4 separate regions of the Homo sapiens genome follow, and all the other regions are linked to region 1. The links are chromatin contacts, found by Hi-C or POLR2A ChIA-PET in ENCODE. All regions are on one chromosome and are shown on one strand. The core of a region is the stretch at or near the end of the contact, and the rest is flanking DNA. Distances in the headings are between cores, read along the strand shown.

Region 1 (2,700 bases), core at 24-2,523:
GGTAATTCGTGCACTAGAGTGTCTATTTCGAGGCAGCGGAGGTATCATATGACAGCGCACGTCAAGGCACCGTGGAGCCCTCTCGTGGACTCCCACCCACTTTCCCATTCACCGCGGAGAGGGCTGCTCTCGCTGCCGCTCCCCCCGGCGAACTAGCATGAAATCTCCCTGCCTCTGCCGAGATCAAATGGAGCTTCTCGCTGATGGGGTGCGAGTATTACCTCCGCCATGCAATTTCCACTATCAATAATTTAACTTCTTTGCTGCAGAACAGAAGGAGTACATACCGGGCACCAAAGACTCGCGCCCCCTCCCCCCTTTAATTAAGCGAAGGGAACGTGAAAAAATAATAGAGTGTGGGAGTTTTGGGGCCGAAGTCTTTCCCGGAGCAGCTGCCTTGATGGTTACTTTGACAAGTAGTGACTGAAAAGGTGGGTTTGTTTTCTTTCTTTCTCTTTCCGTTTTTCTGTTTGGTCGGCTAGAAAGCGTGTGGCTTTAGCGAGGTCTGTCATTGCCTGGGCTTCCTGGCTGGAACAAGTAACTTGGTGTAACGTTATCTGGGGGCGTTCATCAATAAAAAATGCTGTTATTATCTTGATTGAATTCCTATTAGGCAAACTCTAGAGAGGTCAGTGCGCGAACTCTGTTTAAGCCGGCGTGTTTAAGGCAGCAGAGTAAACCAATAGCCCCCATGCTCTGTGCGATTTCATTGTGTGCTCGCGTTCGCAAGCTCCGTAGTGCAGGAAGGTGCGGGAAGGTGTGTCTGTGGCCCGGGAAACGCACGCCCTCTCCCAGAGAACTTGGGTGCTGGGATGGGGAGGAAGGGGAGAGTTGAAAGCTAGGGGAGCGAGACCTCGGGGCGTGCGATTCTCACTCGCTCCCTCCCGCCCCAGCGCCCACAGCCGGGGTTTCTGCAGAGGGCGCGGGACGCGGGGTTCCCCGGGGCTGAGGCTGGGGCTGGAACACCCCTCGAAGCCGCGGGCGTCCTGTCCAAGGCGCCCCAGGAGGGCGCAGGACTCGCAGGGCGATGTCGCGGGGCCCTAGGGGAGGAGGTGAGGACAGGCCCCGGGGGAGCGGGGAGTTCCGGGCGCCCCTCGGTTCCCCGCGCGAGGAAAAGACGCGGCGTTCCCTTTAAGCGGCCGCCTCGAACGGGTATCGGTAGCGCGGGCGAGCGGGGAGCGGGGGGCGGGGGGCGGGGGGGGGGGGGCGGCGCCGTTTGACCAATCGAAGCTCAACCGAAGAGCTAAATAATGTCTGACCCGGGCGCAAGGCGCAGCCTGGAGCTCCGGGTCCCCGACGCTGCCGCCGCCGCGCCCGGGCGCACCCGCCCGCTCGCTGTCCCGCGCACCCCGTAGCGCCTCGGGCTCCCGGGCCGGACAGAGGAGCCAGCCCGGTGCGCCCCTCCACCTCCTGCTCGGGGGGCTTTAATGAGACACCCACCGCTGCTGTGGGGCCGGCGGGGAGCAGCACCGCGACGGGGACCGGGGCTGGGCGCTGGAGCCAGAATCGGAACCACGATGTGACTCCGCCGCCGGGGACCCGTGAGGTTTGTGTGGACCCCGAGGTAGGCAAGCGCTGGGAATGGGGCTTGGTGCAGGAGCTGCCCGTCCGCGGGAGAGAGTTGACTGGGGGATCCCCCACCCCAAAGTTGTGGGACGAGGCCAGTCTCCTTCTTTCCTCCCCTCCGGTAGAAGGGACGATTTGGAGTTACTCTTGGGGAGTTTTCTCCCCCATCCCACAACCCAGAAGGTCAGCCGGCACCACCAGGGAAAAAGGGACCCGGGGAAGTCACGAAGTAGAGGAGGGAAGGCCTGGAGGAGACCCAGAGCTGCGTGATGGGAGCAAAGACGGCGACCCGGGGATCCCTCGCAGCCCTCCCCCAGCCCAGGAGTAGTCGAGAGAGACTTAGGGGGCCAGAGCTGTCGAGGGTCCTGACTGAGGGGAGGGTGCTGGGGCTAGGCTAGGAATCCTTCCAGGGGGTGGGTGGTCCCCGCGCCGACTTGCGGGGGGAGTGGGAGGGAAGCTTGCGCCTTCAGCCCGCATCCCTTCCCCGGAGCTGCACACGGCTACCTGCTCCCCAGGAATTGAGACTGAAGTGGACTTACAAGTCCGAAGCCAATGTAGCTTGGAAAACTTGGGAGGCGGAATTCCTACCGCTGGGAACTGAAAGGGTCTGCGACACTCTCGGGCAGGCCGAACCCACATCTCTACCCATCCTGCGCCCCTCTTCTGAAGCGCCCTCCAGGGAAGTTAAGAGTTTTGACTTTCGGGGAGTGGTTGGGATGTACGTGGGGGATTCTTGACTCGGGTTAGTCTCTGGGGATGCAGAGCCGGGAAGAGGAATGGGTGAGTGAGTTACTCCTGGAAAGAAATAGCTGAGGATTGGGGGCTCTGTGCCTGACGGGCAAGAAGAAGGGGAGATTACAGACTAGGGGCATCCCTAAGGAAGAAGCCTCGGGGCTGCGAGGGTGAACTGGAGGATGCAGTGTTTGTGTGTTGGGGGTAGAGCGGGGATGAGGGACCGGGGTGGAGGGGAGGCGAGGAGGAGGAGGGGACCCAGAGAACGAAGCTAGGGAAGGTAGAGGGTGCCCTCTGCCGGCCATGCTGCCAAGAGCAGCTACTGGGGGCGGGAGGCTGGGGGTGGGGAAGTGGTAAAGGAAGGTTTTGCGGGATCCCTTAGAGAGCTGGTAGGAGGGACTT
Region 2 (2,700 bases), core at 105-2,604, 180 kb before region 1:
GTTTTCATTTGTAAAATGGAGGAAATACTTATCTTACAGGTTTATTGTTAGGATGAAGTGAATAATGCACATATAGGACCCTGCCTAGCACATAGCTTTTGTTTGTTCGTTTTTTTCTCTGATGGAGTCTTGCTCTGTCGCCCAGGCTGGAGTGCAGTGGTATGATCTCGGCTCACTGCAACCTCTACCTGCTGGGTTCAAGCAATTCTCCTGCCTCAGCCTCCCGAGTAGCTGGGATTACTGGTGTCTAACACCACGCCCGGCCAATTTTTGTATTCTTAGTAGAGATGGGGTTTCACCATGTTGGCCAGGCTGGTCTCGAACTCTTGACCTCGTGATCCACCTGCCTTGGCCTCCCAAAGTGCTGGGATTACAAGCATGAGCTACCGGACCCGGCTAGCATATAGTTTTGACTTAAACACTGATATTGTACTCACTATGTGCCAGACAGTGTTGTAAGCACTGTACAAATTAACTCATTTACTTCTCATGTCTACCCTATGATGCGGGTGGAATTGTCATCTCTACTTTCCAGGTAAATCAAATGAACCATGGAGATGTTAAGTGATTTACTCAAGGTAAATGACAGAGTTGAGATATAAACCCTGAGGTCTCAGTTCGAGTTGATTCTAAATCACTACACTGTGCAGCACTCAGTAAGCCTTTCTTATTGTTATTATTAGGGGTGTAACCTTGAGCAAGTCCTTTGGTCTCTGTAAGCCTCAATTTTCTCACCTGTAAATTAGAGATAGCACCAATGTATGTTGTGAGGACATAATGCATGAGAACAATATAGCGTAACCTGCAAAATACACGGTAGTATTCAAAAGATGTGTTTCTCTCTCTCTCTCCTCTAGATCTTCTTAAACTTCTTTCTGTGGTTATAAGAACATCTCCAGCCTGAGGAGGCAGATACTGATCTAGCACAAAACCTGACTTGGTTCCAGTTTTTCAGTACTGTACTGAGGCTGTTTAGTCTGTTCTTTAGACCTTAGGACACCTTGCTTCAACTTCAGGGCATGTTAAATTTTATCGTTCCCCTCTCCAAAACTGGAATGGCCCCAAGGCTGAACTTTGGCAGAAAGACTTTTCAAGCTCTGAAGGGTGTGTCTGTCCATTTACTGCATTTCTGTTTAGATGTGAAACTTCTGAAATGACTGGAATGCTCCTTATAAACATTCTTAATTCTCACTTGTTTGCTCAAATTTTTTAACCCGTGGCCACACCCAAATCTTTCAAAGTGCTTTTAAAGTTGGCAATTTACAAAGGATCCTAGATTCATTTGTTGCCACTTTTATGATTGTCCAGGCTTTGATAGGAAGTTTAGAGGTGAAACCAAAGTGTTAGTCATACAGTTTGTTCTCGATTTTGCTACTCTGACATGGTCAGAGAGAAGGCTAGCTGCAGATTTGGAGTGTAACTGTATCATACATACAAATGCACTTAGAATCATCATTCCTCATTTCCTTTCCCACCTATTCCCTCCAAGCAATTGACAGTAGGAAGACCAGGATTCTAGTTCCCTCATTACCCTAACTAGTTCAGTGATCAATTAAATCAAGGGTCAGCAAACTTTTTCTATAAAGGGCTAGATAGTAAATCTTTTAGAGTTAATGGGCCATATGACTTTTGTCTCAACTACTCAAATCTGCCCTTGTAGCTAGAGCAGCTAATTAACATGTAAACAAGTAGGCATTTGGTGTGTTCTAATCAAACTTTATTTGCAGAAGTAGGTGACAGGTTGGACTTAGCTGGCAGGCCATAGTTAGATGACAGCTAATTTAAATCATATTGAAAAACATCTTCATTGCAGAAAGTTCAGGAAAGAATAGAAATAAATAATAAAAAGAAATAGGCAGTTTATTGTAGCCGTCAAATACAAAGACTCTGGAGGCAGCCTGCCTGGATCAGGGTTGTGGGACCTTGAGCAAGTAAATGCCAGCTTCTTTTTCTGTACAATAGGAATAATTACAGTATATTCCTTATAGTTAATGGGAGAATAAAATGAAATGATGCAGGTAAGAACTGGAAACCTAGTCTCTTAGTCAATTCAGGCTGCTATGACAAGATAGAAGATTGGTAGCTTAAAAAACAAATATTTATTTTTCACAGTTCTGGAGTCAGGTAGATCTGGTGTCTGATGAGGGCTCGCCTCCTGGTTTGTAGACAGCCATCTTCTGCTTGTAATCTCACATGGCAAAGAGGGAGAGAGAGGAAGCAAGCTCTCTCCTGTCTCTTCTAGTAGGGTATTCATCCTATTATCAGGGCTTCACCCTCATGACCTAATGACCTCTTAAGGGCCCTACCTCCTAATCCCATCACATTTGGGGTTAGGATTTCAACATATGAATTTTGTTGGGGGTACTTAGGAGTGTAGTGGGCACAAATATGTCTTCATAACACCTGGTAAGCACTCTGTGCTTGTTAGCCGTGACAGAAAGAGGCAGCCGGGTATTGTGGGCAAATGTAGAGTCAGAGACCAGAAAGCCTGGGTTTGCAGCCCAGCTCTGGCTGGCATTTACTAACTGTGTGACTGTGGGCAATTACTTAACCTCTCTGTGTCTTAGCATCCTCTGCAGCAGCAGTCCCTGTCTTATGGAGGTGTTATGTTAGATGAATGAATACATTCAAACTGCTTAGAACAGTACCTGACATTTTGTAATTATTTCAGATGCTACTTTCAAAATTATCATCATTATT
Region 3 (2,729 bases), core at 50-2,549, 230 kb before region 1:
ACACAGAAAGTTCGAAGTCAAACTCAAATGTATAGTTCATAAAATTGTGTGATATATTATTAAGAAAAAACCTTGCAGAACAGTATGTATAATACACTTCCATTAAAAATTATGTTGGCATAATTATGCATGCCAACAAAAATTATGCATGGCATAAGCATAGAAAAATTGGACGGCTCTACACCTAACAGTAACAATTATTGTAGAGTGCTTACAAGGCACTATCATCTCATATATGTCTATGGTGCTTGAGTGTTTATGGTAAGACTGTGTTACACATGTCATCGTGAGACATTTATAAAGAGTCTATCATCAATCTATCCATCTACTTACCTATCTACCTACTTACCTACCTACCTATTGCTGCAACCATCCGTCTCTGTGAAAGAACACCAAATTGGATTTCAGATTTAAGTCCTCGTTGGGCTTTCAACTAATAGGGCTACAGGAAAGCAATGTGATGGTTAAGAACTTGATCTCTAGATTCAGAAAGACTTGGGTTCCAAACCTGACTTCATTACTTATATTAGTGACATGACTTAATTCTCCTTATTTCACTAAGTGTTTGTTTTCTCATTTGCAAAGGAGGATAAAAATACCTACCTCACCTTCCAAAAGCCTGTAACCCCAGTCCAATCATGGAGAAGAAGATCAGACAAATTCCAATAAAGTGGCATTCTAAAAAAATACCTAATTGGAGCTCTTCAAAACTGTCAAGGTTATCAAAAACAAGGAAAGTCTGAGAAACTGTCACAGAAGAGCTTAGGTAAACATGACAACTAAATGTAATGTGGTAACCTGGATGAGCTCCTGACATAGAAAAAGGACATTAGGTAAAAGCTAAGGAAATCATTGGAATGAAGCATGAACTTTAGTTAATAATAAGGTAACAATAGTGGTTCATATATTATAATAAAAGTACTACACCAATGTGAACTATTAATAATAAGATAAACTGGTTATGGAGTATATGGAAACTTTCTGCACTATCTTCTCCATTTCTCTGTAAATATAAATCTGTTTAAAAACATAAAAAAGACAATTTCCTAGAATTGCCATGGGGCTTAATCAATACAAATGTTACAAATTAGTACCTTGAAGGCACAGAATGGGGGCCTAATAAACAGTAGCGATTACTATTATAATCTCATGTCTCTGTTTTCCTCATTTCCTATCTCTAGCCCATGGGGATTGGACTCAACACGCTGTAAGATCTCTTCCAGCTCGAAGATTCTGGGCCTCTGTAGCTTAAATTCCTGAGGCATGATTCGCTGAATGTGAGTCATATTCACCATCCTTCCGGCTTCTGTGGATTTGTCTCAGTGATGCCGTACCTTGCTATTTACTTTCTTCATTCTCTGGCTGTATGAGGGACTTACAATCATTCCGCAGTTTCTTTCATAAAATGATTGAGACTCAGAATGACTAGCCACACACATTCCCCACAAAAGACCTCCAAGAGTTTCCAACCAGATCCAGATTCTGACATCAGAGGGGCTTCTACTGTCCCTACCACAAGCGTCTGTGTATCTATGACTGTGATAAGGCCCCAGAGAGGACAGAGAGAGAGAGAGGGAAAGGGCCACCAAAAAGTGTTCCAAGAAAGAAAGAACTCCCCCTTCTCCTCTAACTAAACCCAGTATCCTCAGGCAGGGTTCCTATCTGTGTGTTTTAGGACTGCTTCACATCCCATCAGCTCTCTTGGAACCTAATCGTTTGCAGGGCCCCATCAGCTCTATCCAAGCAGAGAAATTACGCGCAAGCTGAAGTGTGCATGCTCTTCTGTGTGGCCCCAGAATGACTTGAGTCTACTGAATGGAATTTCATACATGTGTTGGGTGAGGTGATTTATTATAGGCGGTAATGGAAATTAATTTCACTTTGAACCCTGTGGCACCAGAAAATGCCTAAGTGCTGAGCCATTTTCTTTAAGTAGGCCGTAAAGCTGCTACTTGCTTCTGACTGGGCAGCGAAGTGGCGATGATCACTTGTAAAACAATGAGCTTGAATAGGAGGTTAATGGGCCCTGGCCGACCTCGTGCAGCCTGCAGTGCTCATCCTACCAGCCCCTGCAGTCACGGGACTCAGTCTTCCTGGCGCCACAGAAAACAGAGATGCTGGAGCAGTATTTGTATGCTAAAGCAGAGCCAAAGAAGGGGAGAGGGAAACATTCCTGGGGAGCCAATGACCGTGCTTTGACCATGAGTGTTTGGCTGAAAGTGGTGGCCTTGTCCCTAGAAGTTCCCTTAGTAGGAAGCAGAATGGCTCAGAGCTATAAATGGGCCTGAGGAGATCCTGTTTCTAAAGACGGCCTCAGTAAAGGCTCTTACTGCTTAATTTGAGATACAGAGTATTTTCCAAGACAGCTTCTGGATTCTAAGGCTTGCCATCATGGTCTTCTGATTTAAAGTTTTATAAAGGCATTTTAGTCACTATTGAAGGGCACAAAATTCAGGGACCGTTCTAAGGCCTCCAGTGAAGCCATTCCACAGAACTTGTTGTTACACCACAATTACAAATTTAGGTAGAAGATCCTTCAGGGAGACGATCCTTCTGGGAGATGGGGCTCCTCTTGTAATTCATACAAAAGCCACACATGTGCTCACAATATTGAAGGAGCTATTGCTGTGTAACGTCATGTATTAATATAAATACATATATGTAAAAATTAGTTATTGCTTATTTCCTCATTAGAATTTTTTGTTTAATACCATATTAGATTTGTTTGC
Region 4 (2,806 bases), core at 88-2,587, 170 kb after region 1:
TCACGCCTGTAATCCCAGCACTTTGGGAGGCCGGGGCAGGTGGATCACTTGAGGTCAGGAGTTCCAGACCAGCCCGGCCAACATGGTGAAAACCCGTCTTTACTAAAAATACAAAAAAATTAGCCAGGCATGGTGGCAGGCCCCCTGTAGTCCCAGCTACTTGGGAGACTGAGGCAGGAGAATTGCTTGAACCCAGGAGGCAGAGGTTGCAGTGAGCTGAAATCATGCCACTGCCACTCCAGCCTGGGCAACAGAGCAAGACTCCATCTCAAAAACAAATAAATAAATAAATGCAATTTTTTAGCAGAGCAGGAGTAGATAAGACAGCAGTGACCCTCTCTGCGTGCATGCAATCTTGTGTTCCTGGGCTTGAGCCTGGCATGATTTGCAGCTGGGTATAAGAACACAAGCAATGTGATTCATTCTGGCACTATTTAAACTTTAAGTACGTCTCAGATGTAAAAACAAAGGAGAATATGCCACCAACCTGGTTCATTTGGGTGAATATAAAAAGGAGATTACTCAAAGCTTTAAAAAAAATTTTTTTAATGGGCTGTGTTTCTACCCCACCCTTAGGGAGTGCTGGCTAGGAAGACTTATGTATTGTGTTAGTTAGCATGAAAGGTGGGGAAAAACAGAGTAGGGCAACCCAAAGTCAAAATCAACAACCTTTATGAATCTGAGCCATGGACTCTTTGCCTAAAGGGGATGAGGGAGGAACCAAGTTTCCACCCTCTTAATGCGGAAAAGAGAGCAATTGTTGATAGAAAAAGGAAAATATTTTCCTCTCCTCCCCTCCCCAGAAAAAGCATGATTAAATAACAAAGGTTGCTGCCCCAAATCCCCATATCCTAATTAGAAAGTAAAAATGGTGGGCTTTTAAAAAATTATACAGAATTCGTATATAAGACAACAACAGAGTAGGGTGTCTCCCTCCAACCTTGGGTCTAGTGTAATTACACACAGTAATTAACAACGAATTTGTAACCAGTCCTGTTGGCTCTGTTCAGGTGCCAAGTGTGGTAGTCCAGTGGATCATCAGCTATGGGTGCAGAACCCTAATCTAAAGGCACTGAAACCTCTAGGTGATGAGTGATGGATTCCAAACGATTGCATAGACTTGAGGGAAAAGAATAAGGCTTTGGGACTGAAAAAGAGACAGACACCTGGGTTACTTTCTTGGTGCCAAATGTCATCCCTCTGGTCCACAGACCTCTTTTGGACAGAATCAAATGCAAGTCCAGCACATGCAGCAAAGCACAGACTCAGCCCAGCACTTAACTCTCTGCCAGCCTGAGATTAGGCCTGAGGACATCGGGCTCAGCCAGAAGAGGAGGAGTGCCAGAAAGCTTGAATTTGGCCTGCCATCCTGTGTTTGCTGGGACTTGTAGCATCAGTATTGGTGCTGGATGGCAAATTCCTGTAGGCCTGGCTATGTGTGAGGCTGAACAGAATTATCTCCTTAATGAAGGCTTTGGGTAATGGATTATGGTCCCATTGTGATCAAACCATTTCACCTATTCCCACACATAGGGATCATATCACCATCAATGAAACCAGGCCAGCCTTAAATTAAAATATAGACCAAATCTACCCTTGGCCTGCTCAGAGCTGGGTGACTTTATCCACCTCTCTTCTCTCAACATGCTCCACCTTCCCTGCCTTCCTCCTACCCTCCATGCTAGCAAGGCCCAAACCCTCTTTGCTGCCTCTGCCTATCCAAGGATCTCTCTCAGTAAACTGGTTATCTGAAGTGAGGTCTTGCCCCACTCCAACAGACATTCATTGAGTCTTAACTATGGGACAGACAATATGCTATGTACAAAAAATACAAATATATATTTTTTAAAAATGTGCTCCTCAGCCTTGATGAGAAGAGCCATATAATTCACTCAAAAATAAGTACTGAGCCTTCTGCTGTGGGCAGGACATAGTGCTGGGCATGTCAGAGGGCACAGAGACTAAGAATACACATTCTCTCACTCCAGGAATTCGTTGAAATCAAGAAAAGACTTAGAGGCAAGAGAAGAAGAGCTGTGTAGTGGAAAGAACCATAATGTATTGCCCAGTTAGTGTAAAAGCTTCTAATTGCTCTCCTTGCTTCTACTTTTGTCTCCTGTAATAATAATAGCAATAATAATTAGTATAATACAAATCCATGCGCCATCCAGGAGCCAGAGTTTTCTTTGTAATACATAAATCAGATCATGCTACGTCTAGCTTAAAACCTCCCAAAGGCTTCCTTCAGTGCATAAAATAGCATCCAAACTCCTTCACTGTGACTGACAAGGCACTGTATGACTGGTCCCTATCTGCTTCTCCATCTTACCCACTTCAGACACATTGGCCGCTTTTCTGTCTCTCAGATATTCCTGCCTCCAAGCTTTTATCTTTGTAGTACCCTCTAACTAAAAATGATTTTCTTCCAGATTTTTGTTTGGCTGGCCTCATTTCATCATTCAGGACTCAGTTCAAATGCCCCTTCTTCAGAGACGCTTTCACTGACAAGCTTGTCTAAGAAACTCCTCCTCAGTCACTCTATGGCTATTTTCTTTTCTTCATGACACATGTTGCTATCAGAAGCTATCTTCATTTTTTTGTTGTTGTTTGTGGTTTTCGTCTGTTCGTTTAATGGAAAACTCAAACTTAACAAATCCAAAATTCAAACTACTGATCTCTGCTTCTCCAAAATTTATTGATCTCAGTCCTCCCCATCTCACCTAAAGGCAACTCTATTCTTCCAATTCCTCCAGTGGTTCAGATTAAAAATCCAGGGATCACCCTGGACTGCTTTCTTTCTGTACAA

Evidence for each region. Hi-C counts contacts between places; a loop is a spot of excess contacts on that map. ChIA-PET counts read pairs that join two places held with the same protein, here RNA polymerase II (POLR2A). Pooled maps may share reads with other maps.
Region 2: a loop to region 1 is called in a map of Caco-2, with 3 times the contacts of the local background. The contact joins the enhancer-like site here to the promoter of BDNF in region 1. A Hi-C loop is called at or near these places in 1 of 168 maps with a recorded cell type or tissue (Caco-2) and 3 of 50 pooled maps.
Region 3: a loop to region 1 is called in a map of IMR-90, with 6 times the contacts of the local background. The contact joins the enhancer-like site here to the promoter of BDNF in region 1. A Hi-C loop is called at or near these places in 5 of 168 maps with a recorded cell type or tissue (HCT116, IMR-90, PC-3 and 1 more), 1 of 37 single-sample maps with no recorded cell type and 3 of 50 pooled maps. POLR2A ChIA-PET finds 5 or more read pairs at or near these places in 8 of 52 experiments (AG04449, AG04450, BJ and 5 more).
Region 4: a loop to region 1 is called in a map of heart right ventricle, with 7 times the contacts of the local background. The contact joins the enhancer-like site here to the promoter of BDNF in region 1. A Hi-C loop is called at or near these places in 11 of 168 maps with a recorded cell type or tissue (Caco-2, Right ventricle myocardium inferior, cardiac septum and 3 more) and 12 of 50 pooled maps. POLR2A ChIA-PET finds 5 or more read pairs at or near these places in 1 of 52 experiments (activated T-cell).

The regions. Positions count from the first base shown.
Region 1 is chr11:27,699,028-27,701,727 of GRCh38, reverse strand. BDNF (brain derived neurotrophic factor) reads left to right here and starts at 1,273. Exons shown (of 2, transcript NM_001709.5): 1 at 1,273-1,564.
Region 2 is chr11:27,880,810-27,883,509 of GRCh38, reverse strand. No RefSeq gene overlaps it. Among named protein-coding and RNA genes, the nearest start is that of MIR610, 170 kb to the left of the region's middle. Within about 2 kb of position 1,354, at least 2 of the 41 ENCODE cell types and tissues checked have a DNase peak (open chromatin) inside an H3K27ac peak, as active enhancers do.
Region 3 is chr11:27,933,526-27,936,254 of GRCh38, reverse strand. No RefSeq gene overlaps it. Among named protein-coding and RNA genes, the nearest start is that of MIR610, 120 kb to the left of the region's middle. RefSeq lists enhancers at 982-2,181, 1,856-2,357 and a silencer at 1,939-2,233. Within about 2 kb of position 1,299, at least 7 of the 41 ENCODE cell types and tissues checked have a DNase peak (open chromatin) inside an H3K27ac peak, as active enhancers do; they include HCT116, IMR-90, PC-3 and 2 more, where a contact is called at or near this core.
Region 4 is chr11:27,524,525-27,527,330 of GRCh38, reverse strand. All of the region lies in intron 1 of BDNF-AS (BDNF antisense RNA), which reads right to left. Among named protein-coding and RNA genes, the nearest start is that of MIR8087, 11 kb to the right of the region's middle. Within about 2 kb of position 1,337, at least 2 of the 41 ENCODE cell types and tissues checked have a DNase peak (open chromatin) inside an H3K27ac peak, as active enhancers do; they include heart right ventricle, where a contact is called at or near this core.